3 separate regions of the Homo sapiens genome follow, and regions 2 and 3 are each linked to region 1. The links are chromatin contacts, found by Hi-C or POLR2A ChIA-PET in ENCODE. All regions are on one chromosome and are shown on one strand. The core of a region is the stretch at or near the end of the contact, and the rest is flanking DNA. Distances in the headings are between cores, read along the strand shown.

Evidence for each region. Hi-C counts contacts between places; a loop is a spot of excess contacts on that map. ChIA-PET counts read pairs that join two places held with the same protein, here RNA polymerase II (POLR2A). Pooled maps may share reads with other maps.
Region 2: a pooled map shows a loop between it and region 1 (11-fold over the local background). The contact joins the promoter of FBXO8 here to the promoter of DCTD in region 1. A Hi-C loop is called at or near these places in 2 of 50 pooled maps.
Region 3: a pooled map shows a loop between it and region 1 (34-fold over the local background). The contact joins the promoter of FRG1-DT here to the promoter of DCTD in region 1. A Hi-C loop is called at or near these places in 2 of 37 single-sample maps with no recorded cell type and 10 of 50 pooled maps. POLR2A ChIA-PET finds 5 or more read pairs at or near these places in 1 of 52 experiments (activated B cell).

Annotation. Positions count from the first base shown.
Region 1 is chr4:182,915,893-182,919,284 of GRCh38, reverse strand. DCTD (dCMP deaminase) reads left to right here and starts at 1,899. Exons shown (of 6, transcript NM_001921.3): 1 at 1,899-1,974. RefSeq lists a silencer at 1,558-2,267.
Region 2 is chr4:174,282,077-174,285,468 of GRCh38, reverse strand. It overlaps FBXO8 (F-box protein 8), which reads left to right and starts at 1,802. Exons shown (of 6, transcript NM_012180.3): 1 at 1,802-2,059. CEP44 (centrosomal protein 44) reads right to left here and starts at 1,558. Exons shown (of 12, transcript NM_001040157.3): 1 at 1,526-1,558. RefSeq lists a silencer at 1,326-1,593 and an enhancer at 1,358-1,607.
Region 3 is chr4:189,939,000-189,942,391 of GRCh38, reverse strand. It overlaps FRG1-DT (FRG1 divergent transcript), which reads left to right and starts at 1,659. Exons shown (of 4, transcript NR_149039.1): 1 at 1,659-2,733. It overlaps FRG1 (FSHD region gene 1), which reads right to left and starts at 1,520. Exons shown (of 9, transcript NM_004477.3): 1 at 1,321-1,520. The coding sequence starts at 1,382. RefSeq lists an enhancer at 715-1,214.

The DNA of each region.
Region 1 (3,392 bases), core at 650-3,149:
ATGAGAAAGACATACCAAGGAATATATTTCTCCCCCCTTTGGCCGCGTGGCTTCACTATTGGTGTACAATATTTGAAACCTCAAGTTGTGAAACTCTGAACCAGGAGGGTTTCCTGTATTATGAATGATGTCATCTTTAAGATGAGGGACTTTCAGTGAAATGCGGGAACATTCAGGGTAATGTGTTTTCAGCAAGCAGGAGCTTGAATTTATGGCAGAGGGGAGTGTGTGAGTTGACCAAAATGGAGAGTGATGAGAAGTAACTAAATTATGTATGACAGTCTTTACCGAGCAGAGGAAGGAAGAAAGCTTAATGATGTTGTGGTTGAAGGAGCAGCAGCAATTGGTGATGTATGGGTTGTAGGTTGGTAAGAAGAGAAATGGATCTATGAAGACCCAAAGACTGTAGATGAGTGTGACAAAGACCAAGCGGTGGATTTGGGAGGAGGAGGGAAACCAGGGGCTCGGGATATATGACACATTTTAGCGGCAACAAGACAGCCATGTAAAGTCAACTTGAAATTAAAAATCATCATCTTAATCTATGTGGCTCTTTCAAGCCTGAGTCTTATCAAGGCAAAAAAAAAAAAAAAAAAATCTATAGTTAACGATGAAGTATTTCTCCCTTTTGCTTTCCCGGCATCCACCAAGAGCAGTACATAATTTAATTATTGAATCTACAAGCTGGACCATGAGATGAAGAATGATGTGTCTGCTGTAGTGAGAAATTAGATAGAACCAACTGTTTACTCTCATCATTCTTCCTCCGTTAGGCTAAATTAATATAGTTAACAAGCTTTTGTTTGGAATAGCAGTTCAAATCTGGGATGTGCAGATCAGAACTGGCGATTATTACAGTAGCTGTTATTTATGGAGTGCTGACAGTCCCCTCAAGTCCCATGAATGAAACAGAAAGGGGTTCTTCTGTCATTCTCTGTGCTAGAACCACTGTAAGGGGCTAGACGTCTGCACAGGGTAACGAAGTTCATGAAAACCAGATTAAGTTGCTTGGGGCATACGACTCCAGAAATGTCACTGATGGTCTTTCCTATTGCCCTGTTTTTCTCATCTTTGAAACAACTGCAACAAAATGTGCACTATATAAGTGGGCGAGCATTACCAGGAGGTAACATGCAGGTGGGGTGCCTGTGCGGTGATACGGGTCGAGCAGGGCGCGGCAGGCTTTAGCAAACACCTCAGGCCCTTCCGCACAATTTGAGCAGAAACTGAAAGCCTGTCAGGCGCAGCCAAATGCAAATCTAGCTTCGAGGCACTGAGCCTCGAGGCACAGCGCCCCCGCCGGACCCAGTTCCCTGCCCCATCCAGTGTGTGAAACTGTGACCCAGCCACCGGCCAAGGGTCCCCACGGGGACGCTGCGACACAGCGGGCTCACTCCAGAGACCCAAACCAGGTCTCCCCACCTCCCGCCCCGCCAGTTTCACGGCACTAGATTCTTGGGGTCGTCTTTTAATCACAATCTCCATAGCCGTGTCTCTAAGCAGTTGATGGAACACGGATGGTGGGGAAAACCTCACCACCGCCACCACCACCAAACCAAGCAGCCCCCGACGGTCGTGCAGTCAGGCCCGGGAGCGCCCAACTCGCGGCCACCCAGCGCCACGCGTGACCCGGGCAGCGGGGCGACCTCGGGGCGGTCTGGCACCCGGGAAGTAGTTTGTGCTCGGGCTCTGAACACCGCCGGCCGGACCGCGGGCTGCGTCACGGGGACCGGGAGGCGTACGGCGACGCGGAGCAGCGCCTTTGCGGCGTGCGACCCGCCCCCGCCGTCCCTCCCTCCCTCCCCTCAGGGCTTCGGGCCCCCGGGGCCAGCCGCCGTCCTGCGAACGCGCGGCGCCCGGGCCGCTGCCCCCTTCCGGCCCCGCGGCGGCCCCGCCTCCTCCCCCGACTTCCTTCCCTGAGCACGGCGGCGGCGGGGACGAGCACCGGCCTGCGCGCGGAGCCGGCACCGGATGGTGGGCGGGGGCCAGCCGTGCGGGTACGCGGCCCGCGCGCCCCTAGCCACCGCCGCGTGGCACCGTCCCGAGCGCGTGGCGCGGGGCGCTGGCTGCCGGGCGGGGGCCTGGGGCCGCGGACGCTGGGGGCGCCTCGGCCGCGCTCAGCCTTTAGATCGGAGAATGCGGGCGGGGTGGGGGCGCTCGGGGTCCCCGCAGTCACTCCAGGGTCGATTTCTCGGCGGGCGCCGCGGCCTGTGCGAGGCCGGGCCCCTTGGAGTGCCCCGGGAGGTGGTGCTGGGCGTCTGAACACCACATCCCTTCCTGCGCCCGTGTGTGGGTTGGGAATGCCGGGTGTAGGCCCTGGATCAGAGCTGACGGGGTTGCGAGCGGCGTGGGGTGTGCCTGGGACGGTGACCGGATGTGTCTTCCTGAATCGTTGTATTCGAGCTCCAGTTCTCTCTGTTTCTACAGCTGGGCCTCAGTCCTCACAGGGCTCTAGTGGGCGTTCAGCCACACCAGGAGAAGGCGCCCAGGGGATTAACAGGACCCTTCCCTCTCCTGCTCTTCCCTCGCCCCCCATGGCTCCCCCTCCCTCCTATTTAGTAGGTACTTCTCCAGCACCCCACAGCGATGATGGATGCTGGCCCTAAAGCCAGGTGGGAAACCAGGCTGATTCAGCACCTGTCTTTTCCTGTTAGGGGGGTTGCCAGGCCTCTCAGATGTGGGGCAGCGTAATCAGTGGGTGACCGTGGTTCCCAGCACCCACTCTCCACTGCATCCTTGTCTTAGGCACTGCCGCCCTGCACTGTAGCAGATGCCTAAATAAAGTGTGGAGCCTGAAGCAGAAGTTTTGGGAGATGCTTGCCTTCCTTTAGACCACATTCCTCGCCTTTCTCAAGATTTCTCCGTGGTACCCACCCCGTTTTTGTGTTGTCTTCCTTCCTTGCCCTTGTTTCATTCCTTTTGAAAGCGACCACTCCCCTGAAGTCCTAGGACCCCCTTCGTGGGCTCTCCCTGCCGTAGACAGTCTCTGCTTGCCCCTGGTAAACTACGTTCCAAAAACCTTGCTTTAGGAGTAGCACTTGACGTTTTTCATAGTTTCTTCTCATGTAATTCATTACTCGGAGTTGATAACTTCTGTCCCATCTGGATTATTGAGGAGAAAGGGAAGGGAAAAATTATCTGGTTAATATCAGAGTTGGGAAGGCTTCAGATGTTTTCTTTGAATCCGTCTGGCATGGATGATAATCCTGTGTGGTTTAGGTTAAGTTACCTAAGTTCTCTGAGTCTGTGTAAGATGGGATGGCACTGTCTACCTTAGCTAGGAGTAAGGCTTGAGTGACATGATGTGTATAAACTTTAACAATGTCTGGAATCTATAGATGATCAATAAATATTTCTTTTTTCCACCCTCCTCCTGTGCTGACTCCGCTTTG
Region 2 (3,392 bases), core at 553-3,052, 8.6 Mb after region 1:
GTGAATAAATATTTTGAAGAGTAATACAAGCAGAGCTCGTGAACGAGGTAAGTGATAGGAGACAGAAAAATAAAGGGATTTAAAATTGGGATTATCACAGAATAAAATTACAGCTACTGCTCTACATTCTCACAAAGGGCTTTACTAAGTCTACTATAAAATTCAAAAGCCTTAAAAACAAGACATTAAAAGAAGCCAATCTATTACTTATGTACATTTTAACACCTTACTTTCATTAATGAAAAATACTTTTAAAAATTTAACATTTTCAACTTATAGCACTGATCAAAGGCAAACTAAGGAAAAAAGGAGATACCACTCAGCTTGCAGCATAGATTCAATAATAAAGAAGCTCTCAATATTCCTTTCTAGCTTCCTTCCTTGTCTACAAGTCAGATCTGCGCAATTGAACTTGTGGGAGAGGTTGTGAAAATAGTGTACTCTAGCAGTTTAGGATTTTCAACATCGCTCAATCTCATTGCTGTTAGAGGTCATTAAAACAATGCCTCCCAATAGAATGTCACTGGACCAGAGTGATTTTTGTTTAGAATGAAGCAACTACACTGACTCTAATAACAGTCAATGGCTAAGAGTTTGTGACATAGCACATAATGCTCGATATTATCTAAAAACACGTATCAAAAACAAAAAAGTAAAGATGAGAAAAACAGTTTATGAAACTGCAAAAGATATTAGGGAAATACTTCTCTAAGAGATAGGAGAAAGGTCTGAGAAAGGCAAAGCATCGAGAAAGCTGGGCGGGAGTGGGGAGGAGTAAGGGACAAGTAAAGAGTTCAACGGGACTGCTGTGTTCACACATAAAATTAAAAGGTCTGCAGATAATTCGGGAAAAAAACAGTCTAGCATGGCCATAATTCCAGAGTAAAAGAGAATAACAACTTCAAGATTAACTTGTTACAGTGAGGGAAAAATCTGTAGCCTTCAATAAAGGTGGAGAAATATTTGAAAAGCTGGGGAAATGCCAACAAGGAAAACACGAACTGCTGTCCTGTCTTCCTTATAGTCAGGAGCCGTTTGTATCCTCACCCCAGAGGATCCAATAGGAATCAGTAAGCCTATAACTTTCCAACCCTAAGTCACAACCTAATTCTGATAGGATGAGCTACCACGATACTTCCCACTTCGTTGTGACTAAAAGCATATACTAGTTGGGTATATAAGCAAGGCTCCCCTCCCGCCATTTGATTTAAAAGAATGAAAAGGCGGATCTGGTCATTCGTCTCCGCCCGGGGTCTCTGTAAGGACGGCGGAGAGAGGCGACCTCCGCCCAATACCAGGCGCAGCCTTGCCGTCTCCTCGGGGCTCACCAAGCAGCCACCAGCAAAGAAGCCGGTTTCAAAGGCCCAGCACGACAGGGAGAGGAAAACGGAGCATATGCAACCATACACAGTCACCAGAGTCCAGCCTCCCGCAACCAGTCGCTACAGCCAGGCGCCTGCGCCCAGAAGCGCTTCTCGCGCCGACCGTTTGTATTTGGAATTGTGGGTTCCTGCCCGCCACGCACCACCGCAAGACCTTCAAAGCTGGGAGCTTCTCTGTGCTCCAGGATTCCTCGCTGCCGATTCCACACCGCGTTCAAGACTCCTGTGAAGAGCGACTCCGCTGAGAGCCTCCTCAATGGCCAGTCCACTTCTAACTTGCAGCTGAGAAGTTTTTCTGATCTTGATGGTCAGAGTGGCTCGTGCTACGAAGTGAGAAACAAGGAATCTATAGCGAATCGTAAACAACAGAAATAAAAATGCGTCTCCGTTAAGAGTCGGAGCCTAACGTCACTTCCGGCAACAATAGGAAACGTCAAAATTGGGATAGTCGGCAGTTCTGGCCCCTGCAGCTGGAGGTACCCTGAGTTCTGAGGGTCGTAGTGCTGTTTCTGGTATTCTCATCGCGGTCACCTCTACCGGTGTGGACAAGTAAAGTTTGAATCAGCTTCTCCATGGCCTGGGCACCAGTTCCCGGCTGAGCCATTTTCCTTTTGGCTAAAAGTCCCCGCCCAGAGGCCAATTCGTCGCGGCGGCGGTGGAGATCGCAGGTCGCTCAGGTACAGGAGTCAACCTAGATATTTTAGATCTCTTGTCTCTTTTCCCTGTTCACCTTCACTTTTCTCGAAAATAAAGACAACCAGTGCTTGCCAGTTGGCCGAAACTGGCCGACCAGCAAGAGTTTGCGACCAATGACAGTGCGAAGCATCTTGAGTGACAGTAGTGGTGGCTCATTAAAGTGAGGAATCACTGTCAGGAGGCGGAACTGGGTGTGTTCCTTCTGTTTCTAGGCCATTGGGGTGTAGTTCGGTTTAGGACTCCAAGTAGTAACCCAGCGTCATTGTGAAATAAACCTGAGAAATGACAAGGGTTACTTTCTTCAGGTCCAAGTGTTGGTTTTCGGGTCGAGTGTTATTTTGGTTCCTAGACAGTTTTTGGTTCTTTACCACTTTCCAGTAATATGAATGCAAACACAAGTATAGTTAAGATCACGATGGATTGCTAGCTGCTACAGTAGTCAAACTTGGGTTATAAAACTTGTCAAACTTGTCTTTTATTTGTTTCTCAGCGACTGGGTTCTAATCTCTTACGTAGAAGGTTCTCAATATTTATTTGGCAAAATCACATAAATGGATCCCAATCCTCAGTCATTTAATTTTTTTAGTTTTATTTTTAGGTTCTGTATGAATTTACTAATAAAATAATTGATTCTACTTGTTTTACAAGTAAAATATTCATTTTCAAGGCTCCTAGGTGTATATCCACAAATGAATATATCATGATTTTTATTACGGTAAAGTGAAGACAATTTATGTTTTCTATTTCAGCTTTCCTCTTCCTTCTTTTAATGTTTGAAGTAATGTATTTCTGAGGTAGGAGCTCTACACACTTCTCAACTCTACCCTTCACGAAAATGATATGTGAAACAGAGTAGGTTTCAGAATAAAGAATGCATAAGTTTTATTATTTTTTTCATATTGGGTCAGAAATTCATCTTTAGCCAATTAACCTGACAATATGTCTGATGAGGTACTTCATTAGTTGTCTATTGCTGGGTAACAAATTACCCCCAAATTTACCCCAGCTTAAAACAACAAATATTATCAGTTTCTGTACATCAGGAATTAGGGTGCAGCGTAACTTCATTTAATAATAAGTTACAGCAAATTAACTAATATTACTTGGGGCCCTTGGATCAATTACTTCCATCCACAAAATATTATAGTAACTTCTAGATAAGCCAAAACATTGATCATAATTTATTACATATGGTCACTTTAATGGGGAATGTTTTGTGTGTTTACTGTTGCTAGGTTAAAAGATATCTTCCTCATTTTACAATATAAAAACATTGAATTACCAAATCTTTAATCACAGTGTGTTGAAATTAGT
Region 3 (3,392 bases), core at 410-2,909, 7.0 Mb before region 1:
AGGGGGAGGATGGGATGTGACTGCTTTAATGGGTAGGGGGAGATTTCCTTCTGAGATGATGAAAATGCTGAGCAACTAGACAGTGGTGAACCTCTTGAATATATACTAAAAACCCCTGACTGTACAAAAGGGTGAATTTTATAATTATGAATTATATCTCAATAAAAAAATAAAAAACCAAGAGTGATTTGAAAAAAAGTTAATGTGCAAAGTGCCTACAACAATTTCTTGGCACATTGACAGTGCTATATGAGCATTAATTATGATTATTACGATGATCTTAAGACACCCGTGTCTGCATTTTCATTATAAAGTTTTCAGAAGATAACTCTCCTCTCCTCCCAGGAAATTCACAGAGTAAAAATCTCACATTCATTCAGGATAAACCTGCCATTTATTCTGGCATCTTCATGAGGCCAGACTCCTCGAGAGGGTTCTCAAGGCCAGTGGCTTCAACTCACTCCTTGATACTTTCTATCTCGCCTAAAAATATCAAAACCTCTGTTTATCACGGAGACCAGGAGGAAATACTCGACATTTGTATGTACCTCGGGCAAATCTGCCAGTTAAAAAAGAAGCGGGGATATGAGTGCACAGGTATTTTTTCCTAAAAAGCTAATAAATTACCATTACGACCTCCTCCTCACATTTGGCTCAATTTATTTTCTGCATATATGTTCTCTCATTTAATCCTCACAGTCTTCTAAAAGTATAAAAAACGTCTGAAAGTATAAATGTGTAAACGGAGGTTCAGATATTTGATCTCTTAATGAGTAAATGGAAGTTCAGACATATTAACCAATTTGCCACAAATTACAAAACTAGTAAATGACAAGAGTGCAGGTTCGAGCCCATATCCCTAAAGCCCATATACACCTCAACCACTGTGTGATTCATCCTGGTTTCACTGTACATATTAGATTAGAAAAAATTAATAAGTTTTCTAGAAAGAAAAGAGACAATGGAGAAAATAATAATCCCTAATAAAGGAAATTATCATGAACTACGAGATCAGACTAATGCAGACCCCCCAGGCAGAGGCCTGGAGAGATGCCTCAGGGGACCCAAACTCGTGGGTACGGGGTCACGGGTCACCTGCCCGTCTATCCTGTTTCCAGGGTCGTCCGCGCGGGAGGCTGCCCCTCTCTGCACAGACGCCGGGAACCGCGGCCCGGCCTCCGTCCAGCCCGGACAGGGGCCAGGGCGAAGCCTGGGAGGCCACAAAGCCGGCTCTCCGCGCCACGGCTTCCACCGGAGTTGCGGGGGTGGAGTGCGTCCGAAAAGAACGGAGGAGGCTCCCGCCCAAGCTGCAGGACCCACCTCTTCGTCTTGGTTCCCTTGAGCACGAGCTTGGTAGACTTCACGTAGGAGTACTCGGCCATGGCTCCGGGAAACTTCTGCGCGGAGAGGCTGAGGCCGGTTCTGGACGAGTATGTGAGTCGGGGCAGCACAGGGGCGCGGAGAAACAGAAGCGGACGCGAAATAAACACTCCCTGACAGCCTACGTCTCTGTAGAACCCGCCTCCGTCTTCACCCAAACGCTGAATGGCTCAGAGTTCCACTTCCGGGTTTCTGCCGGGGAGCTACGGCGGCCGCAGAGGGCCAAAAGGCATCCGCGCGCAGCTGCTCCCTGGCGCCCTCTCAAGGAGCCCCTGAGGATTCGCGCCTCCCGGAAGGGAGAAAAGCCCGCCCGAGGCGCGGTGCTGACGGTGGCTGGGCTGCCGGGTGCGCTGTGGAACCGCCTCCTGCTAGAGCAGCGGGCTGGCGACGGTCCTCGCCGGGGCGGGAAGCGGCTCAGGCTGCCCTCGCTGGCCTGCGGCGGCGCGGCTGGAAGCGCGGGCCACTCGTGCGTGGGTCACTCAGGACTGCGCCTCGCGCGACTGTGTGTGCAGGAAACAAGCAGGAAATACCCTAAAAGAGAATGAAGCGCCATGTTGAGGGTCGCGGACGTCGCGAGTGCTGTGGGAATGTGGGCTGAGGTGGAGAGTTATGGTAGCCCGTGTTACAGGCTCAGGGGTCTGAAAGAAGCCTAATCGTGGAGGCGGCATCTGAGGAGGGTCTTGAAGGCTGGGCAGGCATTTGCCCGACAGAGATGGAGGAAGCTAGTCCTGTCTGATGGAGGAAACAGGGCGGAGGCGTGGAGGGAGCCGTGCAGCGCTGGTGTGAGGAGCAGCGAGCAGGCCAGGCCTGTAAAGCAGAGTGAGGGAACCAGGATAGAGAAGGCAAGTCGGGGTCCTGTGGTCGCTGAAGAATTTGAATGAAATCAGTAAACAGGTGAGAGGGATCCATCGCAAGAGCATGGGATGAAAGGAGGAGTAGTCCACGGTGATTCCTCTGCAGCGGTGGGTGTTATTAATCGCGTATGTGACACCAAAACCACCCCACTCAAGCTGTGGCTCTTTCCCTAAAGTAGAAAACCGAGACCAGTTGGGTTCCAAGCATCCACGAAGATCTTATTAAATTCGTGATCCCTGGTGGCACCATGGAGTCAGGATTGGCTCATCTCAAACCTGACTCAGAAACAAAACCGTCACAATGTGCAGAGATGAGCGTCCTTACCGCTATCAACGTATTTTCTGGTGTTTTCACAGTGCTGCGCTTCCTAATCCCCATTCCATGGCAATCCACATGCCATGATGCCCGGAGTCATTAACAAAGGAGACACACAGGGGCTCCTCACGTTGGCTTTCCAGGGTTTTGATGAAAATCTGTTTCCTCGTCTCATACAATGTGGTTAGTAATAGTATCATTTAGGGTTGAAGAATTAAATGGTACGAGTTATATAGGGTGCTTATTATAACCTACATGGAAAATGCCTAGGATATGTTAGCTATGCTCATCACCAACATCGTTATATGATGGTAATAATCAGATAGTCAGGAAGCCTGACACCAAGAAAATGGATACATGCTCTGAAGGAATGAATGTGGAGAGATCAGAAGGTCAAGAACAAAGTCGTACAATATGTCTACAGTAAAGGGATAGAGAAAAGAAAGGCTATAAAAGAAGGAATGAAACAGAGTTAAATTATAGAAATCAAAGCTAAGGAGAATTTCCAGAAAGGGTAGTATCATTTAATATCATAGAAGTTTAGGAGCCCAAGATGGAAAAAAGGCCTCTGGGTAACTGACATTGAGGCAGTCTTTGGGGAAGCTCCATTTCCGATAGAGAAGTAGACTGAAAGTCAGCTTGAAGCAGGGACTAGGTGAAGAAGCTGTTGGCTGGTCGCATGGGGAAATAAATAAGGGATGGCATATGCCGTATTTCTGGATTTCTTTCTTTCTTGCCCAGCCTCTATATATGCACAGAGTTTGGCGAAAACTTACAAAAAATAAAAATGAAACCAATTTCGTTTGTAGACCCAAATACAATGCTTTCTGTTAGAATCAAGA